Regions from separate parts of the Homo sapiens genome. Here region 1 is linked to region 2. Evidence: chromatin loops called from intact Hi-C (ENCODE). Cell type or tissue: pancreas. All regions are shown on one strand. Links, peaks and the distances in the headings refer to the core of each region. The heading gives the core; the rest is flanking DNA.

Region 1 (7,570 bases), core at 956-5,955, 220 kb after region 2:
AATTAGGCACAGAGATTAACAAAAAATAATAATAGAACAATTATAACAATATACTGCAATAAAAGTTATGTGAACGTGGTCTTTCTCAAAATATCTTACTGTAATGAACTCATCTATTTTCAGACAGTGATTGACTATGGGAAATTGAAATCATGCAAAGCAAAACCCCGGATGAACTACTGCATGCACTAAAGTAAGCATAATGCACTGAAGTACTATGTCAGCCAAGGATTACGTATAATTTTATAATAATGTTTAATTTATACACCCTAACTTTCCTGAGCCCCACCTTTTTCAATCCTGACTCCCTCCGCATCTAGATAAGAACGTTTCCTTCCTCCTTGAAACTTTCCATTTCCCAACTAGTACCTCCAGTCAATACATATTTATACACACCCTTCCAAAAAACAGCACTCATCTTCCTGTTGACTTGTAGTTTGTTTGTATCCTATGGTAAAATTCAGTGAGCGAGTCAATGTGCGGAATTTATTGTATAAGTATTACATTTTCTCTATGAGGACATGGAACTAGTGACCAAATAAAGCTTCATTAAAAACACCAAGGGAGGAAAAATGGCACCAGAAATTACTAGCAAACCAGGAATAATGACTGCACTTAGAAAAACTGAACAGTGAAAACAGCGTTAAAAACATCACTTCAGAGGTTTCACTTCTGCAATGGCAGTGTGAGGAGCTCCATGGACATCCTCCTCACTGAAGCAAGTATAACTGGTGAAAATTATTTTTTAAAATCCAACCATTTATACAGACTATGGAAAATCTAAGGGCATACAGTAAATGAAGAAACATTTATTCATTGAAATCTAAAACTTCATAAGAATAGTGAGAGTCTAAGACACTTAAATCATGACCTGCTTCCTGCCTCTCCCCTTCTCTTCTTGCTTAGCTGGATGGAGGCTTCACTACAGGTGAATGTGGTCAAGAAGAGGAGCTCCCTATGAGCTCTTAATCAAGGGATAAGATATCGTACCAGGAGGGGTAGAAAGCATTTCTTATCCCCTCCACGTGTGAGGTACAGAAGCTAAATTCCTGGTGACTGTGGCCAAAAGGTCACGATCTTCCTTCCTCCACCCAATCCCAACGCACAGAGTAGAGGATCTACCCTAGGTGTGACAGGCAAAGAATCCTCGGCACCCCAAATGCCTTCAATCCAGCTGACTCATAAGGTAAAGGTTCCACCTGGAAAGACAAAGCCAATAAGGGCAGAGGCTACCATTTCCGCCCCCTGGCTGGAGCAGTAGCTCAGAGAGTTTGACCAGGGGGAGAGAGAGTCCACAAAAACAGGGAAAGGAAAATCTGAATCTTCCCCCACAAGAAACTGACTTTATTTGGAACACAGTGCAGGGAAATTCAAGCCTAATGGAGATTTTGGTAGCAAGTAATAAAAAGGCTGGTAGCTCTATTACAGCTGTATGCTAAACCATAGGCCAGCTAGTTTACCATAGAGAACCAGGGAAACAGCCAACAAGAGCACTTCTGGGGTCAGAACAAACCTCAAGTACTGGATTCAAAAAGTATCCCTGACCAAATTTAATTGAACCAGAGTGCTGAGCAACTTATCCCCAGGGCATTGCCAAAAAGAACAGAGCAATCAACAACTAGAGCCTACCAGCCGAGTATGATACCAAACAGCACAGATAGCTTAACAGAGATCAAGGAGAGAGTCAAGGAAAGGTTGGTTAAAATTATCATCCTAAGAGTGACTGTACACACACGTAAAGGCTGTTGCCTCTGAGGAGTAACATCAGCGACTTCACACTGTGAGGAGACACAGACTTCAAGAAATGAACCTAGCCAAGTTACTAAACAAGCAAACAACAATAAAAAAAAGGATAAAAAACGAGGCCTGGAGGAGAATTAATATAAAGAACTGGTATAATACATTAAATTAAAATATCCGGTTTTTAACAAAGAAGTATAAGATGTGCAAAAAAACAGGAAAATGTGGCCCACACACAGGGAGAAAAAGCAGACAACAGAAGCTGCCTGTGAGAGGATCCAGATTTCAAATGTAGTGGGCAAAGCCTTCAAAGTAGCCATTTTACATGTGCTCAAAGATGCAAAAAAAAAAAAAAAAAAAGGGATGATGACAATGTCTCAACAAATAGAGAATATCAATAAGAGATAAAAAGGATTTTTAAAAACCAAGTAAGAATTCTGGATTTGAAATGTACAATAACTGAAACAAAAAATTCACTAGATAGCTCAAGAGTAAACCTGAAATTGCAGAAGAAAAAGTCAGCAAACTTTAAGAGAGATCAGTTGAAATTATGCAATCCAAAGAACAGAGGTAAAGGGCAAGATAAAAAATGAGCAGAGTGTCAAAGAAATGTTGTACACCTTTAATCAGAATAATATATATATATTGGGAGTACCAGAAGGAGGGGAACTAAAAGGAGTAGAAAAAAAGTTAGAAAAAAATGACTGAAAACTCTCCAAATTTGATGAAAAACAATGGACTATACATTCAAGAAGCTCAACAAAATCCAAGTAGGATATATGTTTTAAAAAATCCACACCCATAAATCATAGCAGAAATGCTGAAAACTGAAGATAAAGAGAAAATTTTAAATCAATAAGAGAACAACTCTTCATTTAAAAGGGAGCCACAATAAAATTAAGAGCTGACTTCTAATCAGAAACAGTGGAGGCCAGAGGCAGTGGGATTACATATTCAAAGTGCTGAAAGAAAAAAAAAAATCGAACCCGGAGTCTGATATCCAGCAAAACTATCTTTCAAAAATTATGGAAAAATAAAGACATTCCCAGATAAACAAAAACTGGGAGCATCAGTAGCTAGCAGACATGCCTTAAAAGAATTACTAAAGGAGGTTCTTTAAGCCAAAAGCAAATCTCTCTGGGTGATAACTCAAATTGAAAAAAGAATGAGCACTGGCAAAGGTAATTATGTAACTAGAAAAAACAGTTTAGAGACACATATCTTTTCTAAACTGATTTTAAAAGCAATTGTATAAAAAAGTATATAATTGTATTGTTGGGCCTATAACATATAGAAATGCAATATATTTGGCAGTAACAGCAAAAGAATGCAGGTGGAAAGAAAGCTATATTGGATTAAGGAAATGACTCCAGATGGTAACTCAAATCTACAAGAACAAATGAAGAGAGCCAGAAATAGTAATTAAGAAAGTTAATATAACAAACTCTTGCTCTTCCTTCTTTTCTGAGCTTCTTCAAAAGGTATAAAATTACATAAAACAATAATTATACCAATGTATTTTTGTGTTTGTAACATATACAGATGAAATATGTGTAACAATTACAGCATAAAAAGGGGAAAATGGTATAGAATTGACAACATTTCTGTATCTCAGTGAAATAAAATAAGTCTACATCTGAAACACTGATACATTAAGTAAGCCCTATAACAACCACTAAGGAAATCATAACAAAAATAGAGAAAAATCATTAAAGAAATAAAAAATGCTATACTAGAAAATATTCATTTGATACAAAGGAAAGCAGTAAAAAAGGAATTTAAAAAAAAACAAAACAACTTGAGACATATAGAAGACAAAATATAAAATGGCAGATAGGAATGCAACCGTATCAGTAACATTAAATGTGAATGGACTGAATAATCCAATCAAAAGGCATATATTGACAGCATGGATACAAAAAAGAAAAACCAACTATATGCTATCTACAAGAGGTATTTTAGATTCAAAGAAAGAAATGGGTTGAAAGTAAAAGGATGGAAAAACATACGTATGTAAATATCAATGAGAAAGCCGGAGTATTTATACTAATACCAGACAAAAGATTTTTAAATTTAAAAAATTATTAGCAATTAAAATGGGCATTTTAAAAGGATAAAATCATCAACTCATAAGGATAATAAAACTAGGCAGATCAACAAAGAACCCTAAGATTAAAACAATAGCCAGCTGGGCGCAGTGGCTCACACCTGTAATCCCAGCACTTTAGGAGGTCGAGGTGGGTGGATTACAAGGTCAGGAGATCGAGACCATCCTGGCTAACATGGTGAAACCCCATCTCTACTAAAAATACAAAAAATTAGCCAGGCGTGGTGGTGGGCGCCTGTAGTCCCAGCTACTCAGGAGGCTGAGGCAGGAGAACGGGGTGAACCCGGGAGGCGGAGCTTACAGTGAGCTGAGATTGCGCCGCTGCACTCCAGCATGGGAGACAGAGCACTCCAGCCTGGGAGACAGAGTGAGACTCCATCTCAAAAATGAATAAATAAATAAAAATAAAATAAAAAAGAAGATCTCAAATCAGTAATCTAAGCTTCTACGTTAAGACACTGGAAAAAAGAAGAGTAAACTAAACTATTGGCAAGCACAGGAAGGAAATAATAAATATTAAAGCAGAAATTACTGGAATAGAGAATAAAAATAGAGAAAATTAATGAAACTAAAAGTTGACAATCCTTTAGTTAGGGTGACCAAACAAAAAAGAAAGAATCAAATTAGTAAAGTCAGGAATCAAAGATGGGCATTATTATTGACTTTACAGAAGTCAAAAGGATTGTAAGGGAACAGTGTAAACAATTTTACATCAACCAATTAAGTAACTTAGATGAAACTGACAAATCCCTAGAATGATACCAACTACTGAAACTAACTCAAGGAGAAAAAACAACCTGAATAGACTATAAACACAGAGGCAATATTAGTAATAATAGTTTTTAAAACCACCCATAAAGAAAAACAACACAGATAACTTCATTAGTGAATTCCACCGAAAATTTAAAGAATCAAACACCAAATTTTCACAAACTCTTCTATAGAGAGAAAAGAGGGAGAAGCACTTCCTAATTCATTCTATAGGCAGTATTGCCCACAGACCAAAAATCAGACACAGACATCACCAGAATACTAAAGATCAATATCACTTACGAATACAGATGCAAAAATCCTCAACAAAATACTAGCAAACTAAATCTAGCATTATGTAGAAAGGATTATACACCATGACCAAGTGGAATTCACTCCAGGAATGCAAGGTTCATTTAACACCTGAAAAATCAATCAATATGGTATTCTCGTTAGTAGAATAAGGGACCAAAAAAAAAAAACAAAAAACAAAAACATGATCATCTCAATAGAAGCAGGAAAAGCATTTGACAAAATTCAATACCCTTTCATGATAAAAACATTCAACAAACTAAGAACAAAAAGGAATTTCCTCAACCTGACAAGAAGCATCTAAAAAAACCTCACAGCTAGTATCATTTTTAGTGATAAAGGACTGAAAATTTTCCCATTAAGATCAGGAACAAGACAGAGATGTTTGCTGTCACTATATCTATTCAACATTGTACTGCAGGTTATAGACAGAGAAATTGGGCCAAAAAGAAAAAAGAGAGAGAGAGAGAGAAAGAAAAAGAAACAATAGGCATCCAGAAGGAAAAGGGAGAAATAAAACTATCTCTATTTACAGATGACATGATCTTGTATACACAAAATCCTAAGAAATCCACTAGAAATTTATTGGAACTAATAAATGACCTCAGCTAGACTGACAGATACCAAAAAAAAAAATCAATTCTATGTCTACACACTTGGCAAAGAAGAATCTGAATTTAGAAAAATATTTCCATTACAATAGCATCAAAAAGAATAAAATATGTAGGAATAAATTTAATCAAGAATGTACAAAGCTTATACTATGAAAACAACAGGCCAGGTGTAGTGGCTCACGCTGTAATCTCAGCACTTCAAGAGGCTGAAGTGGGAGGGTGGCTTGAGGCCAGGAGTTTGAGACCAGCTTGGGCGACACAGTGAGACCCTAGTCTCTATGAAAAATTTCAAAAAATTAGCCGGATGTGGTGGCACACACACACACACCTGTAGTCCTAGCTACTCTGGAGGCTGACGTTGGGGGATCGCCTGAGCCCAGAAGTTCAAGGCTGCAGTGAGCTATCATTGTGCCACTGTGCTCCAGCCTAAAAAACAGAGCAAGATCCTATCTCAAAAAAAGAAAGAAGGAAAACTACAAAACATTACTCAAAGAAATTAAAGGCGAACTCATGTTTACTGATTGGAAGGCAGCATCATGAAGATGGCAGTACTCCCCAAAGGGATGTATAGATTCAATGCAATCCCTATCACAATCCCAGGTGGCTTCTTTGCAGAATTGATAGAGTGATCCTAAAATTCATATGAAAATTCAAGGGATGCAAAATAGCCAATATTGAAAAAAAAGAACAAGGTTGGAGGACTCACACTTCCTGCTTTCAAAACATACTACACAAACCTAAGGTCATCAAGACAATGTAGCAGTAGTATAAGGACACAGATCAACAGAACAGAATTGATTGTCCAGAAATAGACCCATACATTTAAGGTCAATTCATTCTGAGAAAGGTTCCAAGCCAATTCATTAGGAAAATAGTCTTTTCAACAGATGCTGCTGGGAAACTGGACAAGCACATGCAAAAGTATGAATTTGGACCCCTTCACACCATATACAAAAATTAATTCAAACTTGATCAAAGACCCAAATGTAAGGTGCTAAAAGAATAAAACTCTTAGAAGAAAACTCAGGTGTAAATCCTCATGACGCTGGATTAGGCAATGGTTTTTGAGAAATGACATCAAAAGCACAATCCAACATAACGAAAATAGATTAAATGGGCATCATCAAAATTAAAAGCTTTTACACTGCAAAGGACACCACCAAGAAAATTAAAAGATAATCCAAACAACTAGAGAAACTTCTTGCAAATCATGTGTTTGACAAAAGACCTGTATGTAGAACACATAAGGAACTCTTACAACTCAATGATAAAAAGACAGATGACCCAATTTTCAAAATAGGCAAAGAGCTGGCATGGTGGCATGCTCCTGTAGTTCCATCTACTCAGGAGGTTGAGGTGGGAAGATCACTTGAGCCCAGGAGTTCAAGTCCAGCCAGGGCAACAGAGTGAGACTCCGTCTGTATTTTTTAAAAAAGGGGTGAAGGGAGTGGTTAAGGATCTGAATGGACAGTTCTCCACAGAAGATATACATAGGGCCAATAAGCATATGAAAGATGCTTAACATCTTTAGCCATCAGGGAAATATAGACCAAAACCACAATGAGATACTATGTCACACACCACCATGGCTATAATCAAAAAGACAGAACAGCAAGTGTTGGTGGGAATGTGGAGAAATTAGAATGCTGGTGGGAATGTAAAATGGTACACCTGCTTTAAAAAACAGTCTGGTGGCCGGGCATGGTGGCTCATGCCTGTAATCCCAGCACTTTGGGAGGCAGAGGTGGGCGGATCACAAGGTCAGTAGATCGAGACCATCCTGGCTAACACCGTAAAACCCCGTCTCTACTAAAAATACAAAAAAATTAGCCGGGTGTGGTGGCGGGCGCCTGTAGTCCCAGCTACTCGGGAGGCTAAGGCAGGAGAATGGTGTGAACCTGGGAGGCAGAGCTTGCAGTGAGCCGAGATCACGCCACTGCACTCCAGCCTGGGTGACAGAGTGAGACTCGTCTCAAAACAAACAGACAAACAAACAGAAAACCAGTCTGGTAGCTCCTAAAAAGGAGTTACAATATCTTACCCAGCA
Region 2 (7,570 bases), core at 841-5,840:
CACTCCTGTAATCCCAACACCTTGGGAGGCCAAGGTGGGCAGATCACTTGAGGTCAGGAGTTCGAGACCAGCCTGGCCAACATGGTGAAACTCCGTCTCTACTGAAAATACAAAAATTAGCTGGGTGTGGAGGCGCATGGCTGTAATCCCAGATACTCGGGAGGCTGAGGCAGGAGAATCGCTTGAACCCAGGAGGCGGAGGTTGCAATGAGCCGAGATCGCGCCACTGCATTCCAGGCTGGGTGACATGAGGGAAACCGCATCTCAAAAGAAAAAAAAAAAAAAGAATAGTATGAGTTATTATTATCTCCATTTCATAGATGAGGCAAATGAGTCATAGAGAGGTGCCAGGAGACATAGTTAATTAGTGGCAGAGTAGGAATTCAAAGACAGTTCCACCTGACTCTAGAATCTGAGCACTTTAATATTAGCTATAGTATATTAAAAAGTTCAACTTCATTAGTAAGTAAAGATTTAACAATTAAAACATATGGACATGGGAGTGCAAAGGAATGATAAACATCAAATTCCAGTTGTCTCTGTAGAGGGAGGGAGGAAGGCATTGGAATGGATTTGGGAAAGTGGTGCATGACGATTTCAGTTATATATGTAGTATTGACTCTCATGTATTCATCCTGATATAGTGGAAAGAGCATAAGTATTGAGTTAGTCAAGCCAGGCTTTTAATGAAAATGTGGAAATTTGTTAAGACTTGACAAACCAGAACCAGGGGTTATATATTTTTTCTGCATACTTTTTTGAATGCTTAAAATAATTTTCATGGTAAAAAAAAAAAGCAGTGAACTAAAGTCATCCTACTTCATTTATACAAAGATTAAATAATTAAGAAAATAATTTTGGTGAAGGTTTGGAGAAACCGATATACACTTCTAATAGTATAAATGGGACCAACTCTTTTGGAAAGCAACTTGGCAATATGTGCCATAAAAACAATCTGGCTCTTTGGTTCAGTAAGTTTCCTTTTGGGACATTATCCTAAGGGAAAAAAATCAAAATGTACATGTGCATACAGAAACATACACACTGGAAAAACTGTATGCATGAAAATGTCAACTGCAGTGTTGTTTATAACGATGGAATATGATAAACAATCTAAAATTTTAACAATAGAAAAGTAGTCAATATTTTGCAGCCTTTAAAGAAATATTTATGATGGCTATGTAGCAATTTGAGTAATGATTGTGATGTAATGTTAATTGAAAAAAGGATATGAAGTTGCATATCCACCAGGATTAAATCAATGAAAAAATAATCATAGAAAAAGATTTAGGAAGAAACAGCCTAAAGTAATGAGTACAGAATTTGTGTCAAAATGATGAGATGCATTCTTTCCTTTTTCTCTTCCAGATTTTTGATATAGATTTGACATATTGTTTTTGAAATGGAAAACTACAGTTGTCCATTGGTACCCAAGAGGGATTGGTTCCAGGATCCCCAAAGATACCAAAATTTGAGGATGCTCAAGTCTCTTATATAGAAGGGCATAGTATTTGCATATAACCTGTGCACATCCTCCAGTATATTTAAATAATGTCCAGGGTACTTACAATACCTAACACAATGTAAGTGCTATGTAAATAGCTGTTATGTTGTTTTTTTTATTGTTGTACTATTATTTTTTATTCTTGGGAAGTTTTTCCTTTTTTTTTTTTTTTCTGAGACAGAATCTTGCTTTGTCACCCAGGCTGGAGTGTTGACCTTCTGGGCTCAAGTGATCCTCCTGCCTCAGCCTCCCGAATAGCTGAGATTACAGGAACGCACCACTATGCCTGCCTAATTTTTGCATTTTTTGTAGAGATTAGGTCTTGCCATGTTGCCCAGGCTGGTCTCAAACGCCTGAGCTCAAGCAGTCCTCCCACCTCAGCCTCCCAAAGTCCTGAGATCATGGTATAAGCCACTGCACCTGGCCTTTTTCCAAACAGTTATAATCAGCCACTGGTTGAATTCACAGTTGGTTGAATTCATGGTTGGTTGAATCTGCAGATGTGAAACCAATGGATACTAATAGCCACCTATATTACATAGTACAAACCTAGCTTTGAAAATAGTGAGACAGATATGAAAATAAACTAGAATTCACGGGAGAAAATGAGGGGTTCTAAGAAAGGTGTAGACAATACATTACCAATACAGGAGGTCAGAGGAAGGGGAGATCTGTCAGGCTGGGGTCTTCAGGAATGCTTCACGAAGGAGGGACTATCAGTGGACTTCAGTAATTTGTAGAGCCGGGTAAGAGCTGGGGATGAAAGGAGGGCTAAGCAGGAGGCATGCAAGTTGCAAAGTGGAGCAATGGGAGATGTTCTCAGGAAACAGCACTGTGTGTCACGGAATATTTTACTTTCAGTTTTTCTGGGTTTTCAGAAAATGTGGTAACTTTAAAGTTTTCACAGTTGAATTAATTCCACAGAACAACTGGTTGTAGAATCATAGCAACATAATTATGAGTTGTGCTTCTGGCTCCAAATCTTTCATCTAAAAATAATCGCAGTGACCACATCTTGGGAAAACAAAGCCATTACCTATTCTTGTGCTCCAGCTATCTCGGTAGTCACTTACTGGAAAATGGATTACAGGTAAAATAACTGCATGTTTTTAGGACACTACTTGTCTCTCTTACCTTCAGTGAGTTGATTAACGAAATAATTTAAAAACTTATATTCTCCAGGCATTCTCTAAGGCATGAACATGATTTTGAAGAAATCCTTTACCATCACACATCACACAAGCCTGCCTGTGCTCCTCCAGAAACGTAGCCCTAGTACTCCTGGAAGCCCATTTTGTTCCTTCAGGGAGTATGCTTTCTTTGTGCAGAGAGGAGAAAAATGCTGGAGACAGAGATGTGGGGAGTAAGAGGAGGGACGGTAGGTAAGTCTCAGCCACAGGTAAGATGAGTGGGAACCTGTATGCTCCACTGCCCCCATGTGTACCAGCTGTTCTTTGCCCAGCTTCCTTGGGCTAGAAACATATTCAGTGAGTAATACATGAATCAACAAGATGATAGGTGTGTCATTTATCAAATGATTACTTGTGCTAGAAGTTTACAACCATTCAATTTTATTTATTTTATTTTATTTTATTATTTTATTTTATTTTAGATAGGGTTTTGCTGGATGCGCAGGCTGGATTGCAGTGGCTCAATCTCAGTTCACTGCAGCCTCAACTTCCCAGGCTCAGATGATTCTCCTACCTCAGCCTCCCAAGTAGCTGGGACTACAGGTGTGTGCCACCACGCCTGGCTACTTTTTGTGTTTTTTATAGAGATGGGGTTTTGCCACGTTGCCCACGCTGGTCTCAAATGCCTGGGCTCAAGCAATCCTCCCTCCTAGGCCTCCCAAAGTGCTGGAATTACAGGTGTGAGCCATTGCGCCGGGCCACATCCCTTAACTTTAATGATCATAAGAATCCTGCCCAGCTTATAATTCAAATGCCAGGGTACTCAGGTTCTTCAACAGACTCTAGTTTTCTTATCCTCTAAGATTAGTGTAAAATAAAAGTGCCTGATTGCCATCTCACACACTGGTGAGAAATTCTCTGTTCCTCTCCACATCTCCAGGTTTCCCTTCCTTGCCTCACATTCTGTTTTCCTACACAGGCCAAATTCTCCATGTCTCCTTTACATCCCCCTGGTGTTTGTGTTCCCTTTTGCTATATAGCCTTGCCGAATACTTGGCGCATCACCCCAATTTCTTCACTCCCCAAAGTTATCACCCACATATGATTGCTTGGTTAACAAACATTTATTTAACTTTTGGTAAAAGGTAAGGAATGTTCCACTCTGGTGCCAAGTAACAACTTAATATTGGATATTAAAACTGTATCCCCAAATAGAGCCCCAGATTCCTGGCTACTTTGCTGGACTTCTCTCTTTCCTAGGGTTGGTGCTTTCATCTCAAACTCCAGGATGCTCAAAATTATTGTTTTATTATGCAAAGCATTTTAGTTCTCTGCCTGGGGCTTCCTCCTTCATATCCAAAGCGGACCTATACAGGTGTTTTCCTAAACTTAAGAGTCCTAGAAATCAGAAAGCTATAGTCTGCTACAATTTTAAATAGCATTTACACAAGATGAAAAAACAAGTTTAGTGAAATTAAATGACTGCCCCCAAAAAAGGGTCAGAGCCTGAATTAAAAGCCTGGCTTGACTAACTCAATACTTATGCTCTTTCCACTATACCAGGATGAATACATGAGAGTCAATACCTATTGAATGTTTACAACATGTCTGGCTCTGTTCTAAGAGCTTCAGGGGCATTAGCTCATTCAATCCTCACATTAGTTAATACCCCACTTTATAGAAACAGAGATAACTACCCATAGTGGCAGCTAACACATGGAAAGGTCAGGATTAGAGCCCAGGTAGTCAGTGTCTGTGCTTCTCATCATTAACTGCTACTCTCTACCAGCCTCAAGATCCAGCTCCCTGACATTCTTTCAGTGGCTGAAAATAAGGGCAGCTTATTATCACATTTGGGATTAAGTTAAAAAAAAAAAAGGAAACAGGGGCAGCTACTGTGTGAGAGTTCAGTCTGCTCCCTGAAAATGACCCCAGCATGGTTTGGAAACTCAAAATTTCTAAAAACCCTGAGAGTACATGGGCATTGTTGGGGTCTGAAGGTATAGACTAGATTTGCTCAGTGACAAACTTAATTATAAACTTTATAATGGCTGCTTTCAAAACCAATCAGGTAATTCAGTCTTTTCTTGCTTAATTAGTTGCCACAAATTCACTCAATCCATTTAGTCAGTCAGTCATTCAAGACTTATTGAGTGTCCTCTATATGTCAGGTACTGTTAGGCACCAAGTGAAGAAAGAGGGATCCTTCGGGTCCAGACTCAGTCCTGGAGTGGCTCCAAATGTTAGAATTATGATTAGTGTTTCTTCCTATACTATACGGGATGGTGCTGAGATTCTAGATTTCGTGGCCCAGTTCTTTAGAGAAAAAAATTACTAACATGAAGAAGGGCATTAAATTGGGTCACCATTGCTTGAGGGAACTATTCCTTAAGAATATAGAACTTGCTTTGATTTTTTTTACACTCTAAGTGCTGCTCTAAGGTTTGATTTCCTGAGTGGACAAGACTATCAAGGCAAGAAGTCCCATGTAGGTGACAACTAGCAATATTTGGGCAGAAACATATCTCACTTTAATAAATGGGCATCTTAATGTAAAGCTGGATCTTAGACATGAACTAAATCAGTGGTTTTCAAACTGTGCTCCTAGGGCCTCATTTGCAATAAATGAACATTTTAAACTGCATGTGAAAACTGCATTTTTTGGATATCTGATTTATATATTGGAGTTTTGCAATTTAATTTCATTTAGGAAGAAGAAAAAAGAGCCCTTTTGCAAAATGTGAACACCTCTGAGATTTTCATTCATTTCTCTATTCACAAGGGACTAAGGCCTAGAGAGATGAAATGACTCACTGAAATGGCAGAGATAAATCGTAAACCTAGGTCATTACTCCCAGCCCAGTCCAATGCACAGATCTCCCCCTTTCTATCTACTACCCACTGTGTGTCTGGAGAGCATGGCACACAGGCCAGTGTAAATCTGGGTGAACTATGTCTTTGTAGTACTGCAAAAGCTGAGAATTCAGTTCCAAATGGTTCTGCAAAAATACTGACTGAGGACTATTTACTGTATATATGATTAAGTGCTACATAATCTACTATGTTCCTCATAATAATCCATGAGTTGGGCTGAGCAAATATCTCCCCAGCCCTCTCCTCAATTTTGCAAAAAGCAAAACAGTCTCAAAGCCGTTGACTTCTTTAAAGAAATGTATTAGTAGATAACAACAACAAAACAATCCAAAATTCCAATCTTCTGACTTTTAGGAAGACAGAGCTCTAACCATTATATTATATACTGTTCAAGCCAACTGGTAAGAATATGCAGTGCTTGTGCAGGCAGGAGAGCAATGATGTAATTAAATAGGACAGCTCCCAAAGTTGACAGGCATAAATGATGAAAGGCAAAGTTTAGATATCAACCTATGAGCCATGGACACCTGCAGAGTTTTAAAATTATTACAAAGGGACCTGAAGTCCCATAAGGTATGCTTACCTGAATAAGGTGGGTTGCACTGATATATACACCCAGACTTCAAATGGATAGAGATGCTCTTTTGTTTAATAAAGTATGCCTTCAATTAAAAGCATTACTGAAGCCAGATGTGGTACTGTGTGCCTACAGTCCCCACTACTTGCTACTCGGAAGGCTGAGGTGGGAGGATCACTTGAGCCCAGGGGTTCAAGTCCAGCCTGGGCAAAAAGCATTACTGAATTCCTAGCAATGTGTTTATCCTTATGTACTTTCAGTCAACTTTTACTAAAAGTACAAACACTATTATGTGCAACTCTGTGAAATTTTGTTGTTAAAAATGAAATCATAGTTGAAAATGTGGGGACTGTCTGTTCAAGGCTAAAATAAAGGGAACAGAACAAAATTAAGATGGGAAATAATTATTTTAAAACATATTTTGTATGTTTTCCTGTGTTTCTATTTTAAAGCTATATATCTAAATTATTGCTCTTTGTTTTCATGTTGAATGGCTGCTTCTTATCTGGCTTTGTTTATTAAGTGTGGTCAGATCATTTATTCTCAGAAAAGCTACCCTGTAGCCTGGCCCTACATTCCTCCAAGATAATATCATCTGCAGGACTCAAGTTTCTTGCCAGAGAGCTGATTTGCAGAAGTAAACAAACTGGGAGTAAAACCAAGAAATGTTAAAGAAACTTTCTGACTTAAGACATTGATAACAAAAACTATGTTAGCAATAAGTGTCTCTAAAAATATATAGAATATCCAGTCAAGCTGACCTACAGAATTGGAACAGTAAACAGAACACAAAAAGGGCTGTAAGCAATACCATCTAGGAACACAGAGGTAACAGATAGGGCTCCATGTCTGTCAGGGACTCCAGGAGGAACAGCTGTTCCCTTCTCTCAAAACAAACCATCCTCTGATGCGTTTCAGTTGCTTACCAACTCAGATCTGCTTTTGAGGAGTAAGCCAAACACACAGCCTCTGGTGATTTACCTTATAGAGGGCATTAGGGAAACTTAAAAAACAAATGTCAACTTGAAAAGGCCACATTTTATATCTTTCCTTCATCTCTGGCAGTATTCCGTTGTTGTTCCAACTACCCACCCCCTTGCCCTTCCTTACATTTGATTCTTTGTTAGATGAAGCATGGAGACAATGGAAAGCAACTGGGAAACAAACTAAACATTTCCTTCTGGAAATATTACCTACTTTTAAATAACCACTAGGGTCTATAAATATTTTCATTAGAAATTTGCCCTCCCTCCACACACACCAGTCACTTTGTGAAAAACCAATTTCTCCAAGTCAGAACCTAGAATTTATGGTCTCCTCTCATTGCACTACTAAAACCTTTCATATCCACAGTGAATCTAGGCTATTACCTCTGGAGACTGGAGTTCAGGGCCTCACTCATATATTTATCTCATGAACTAAACCCCTGTAATTCCCTGTGGAGTTGGGGTTTGGAGGCAGATGATAGAGAGGAAAGTTAGAGTT

The links. Hi-C counts contacts between places; a loop is a spot of excess contacts. Peaks named below come from ENCODE experiments on the same cell type or tissue, not always from the same donor. Only the 100,000 strongest peaks of a DNase experiment are listed, where the experiment ranks them.
Region 1: it touches region 2 in a loop (3-fold over the local background); 34 of 110 quality-filtered maps call a loop at or near these places.

The regions. Positions count from the first base shown.
Region 1 is chr6:118,880,989-118,888,558 of GRCh38, forward strand. The region is part of intron 8 of MCM9 (minichromosome maintenance 9 homologous recombination repair factor); the gene reads right to left. Among named protein-coding and RNA genes, the nearest start is that of ASF1A, 9.4 kb to the right of the region's middle. In pancreas, for the core only: no CTCF peak of the experiment used is centred there; no DNase peak of the experiment used is centred there.
Region 2 is chr6:118,662,265-118,669,834 of GRCh38, forward strand. LOC124901388 (a long non-coding RNA gene) reads left to right here and starts at 2,543. Exons shown (of 3, transcript XR_007059728.1): 1 at 2,543-2,886. It also overlaps a transcript of CEP85L not described here. In pancreas, for the core only: no CTCF peak of the experiment used is centred there; no DNase peak of the experiment used is centred there.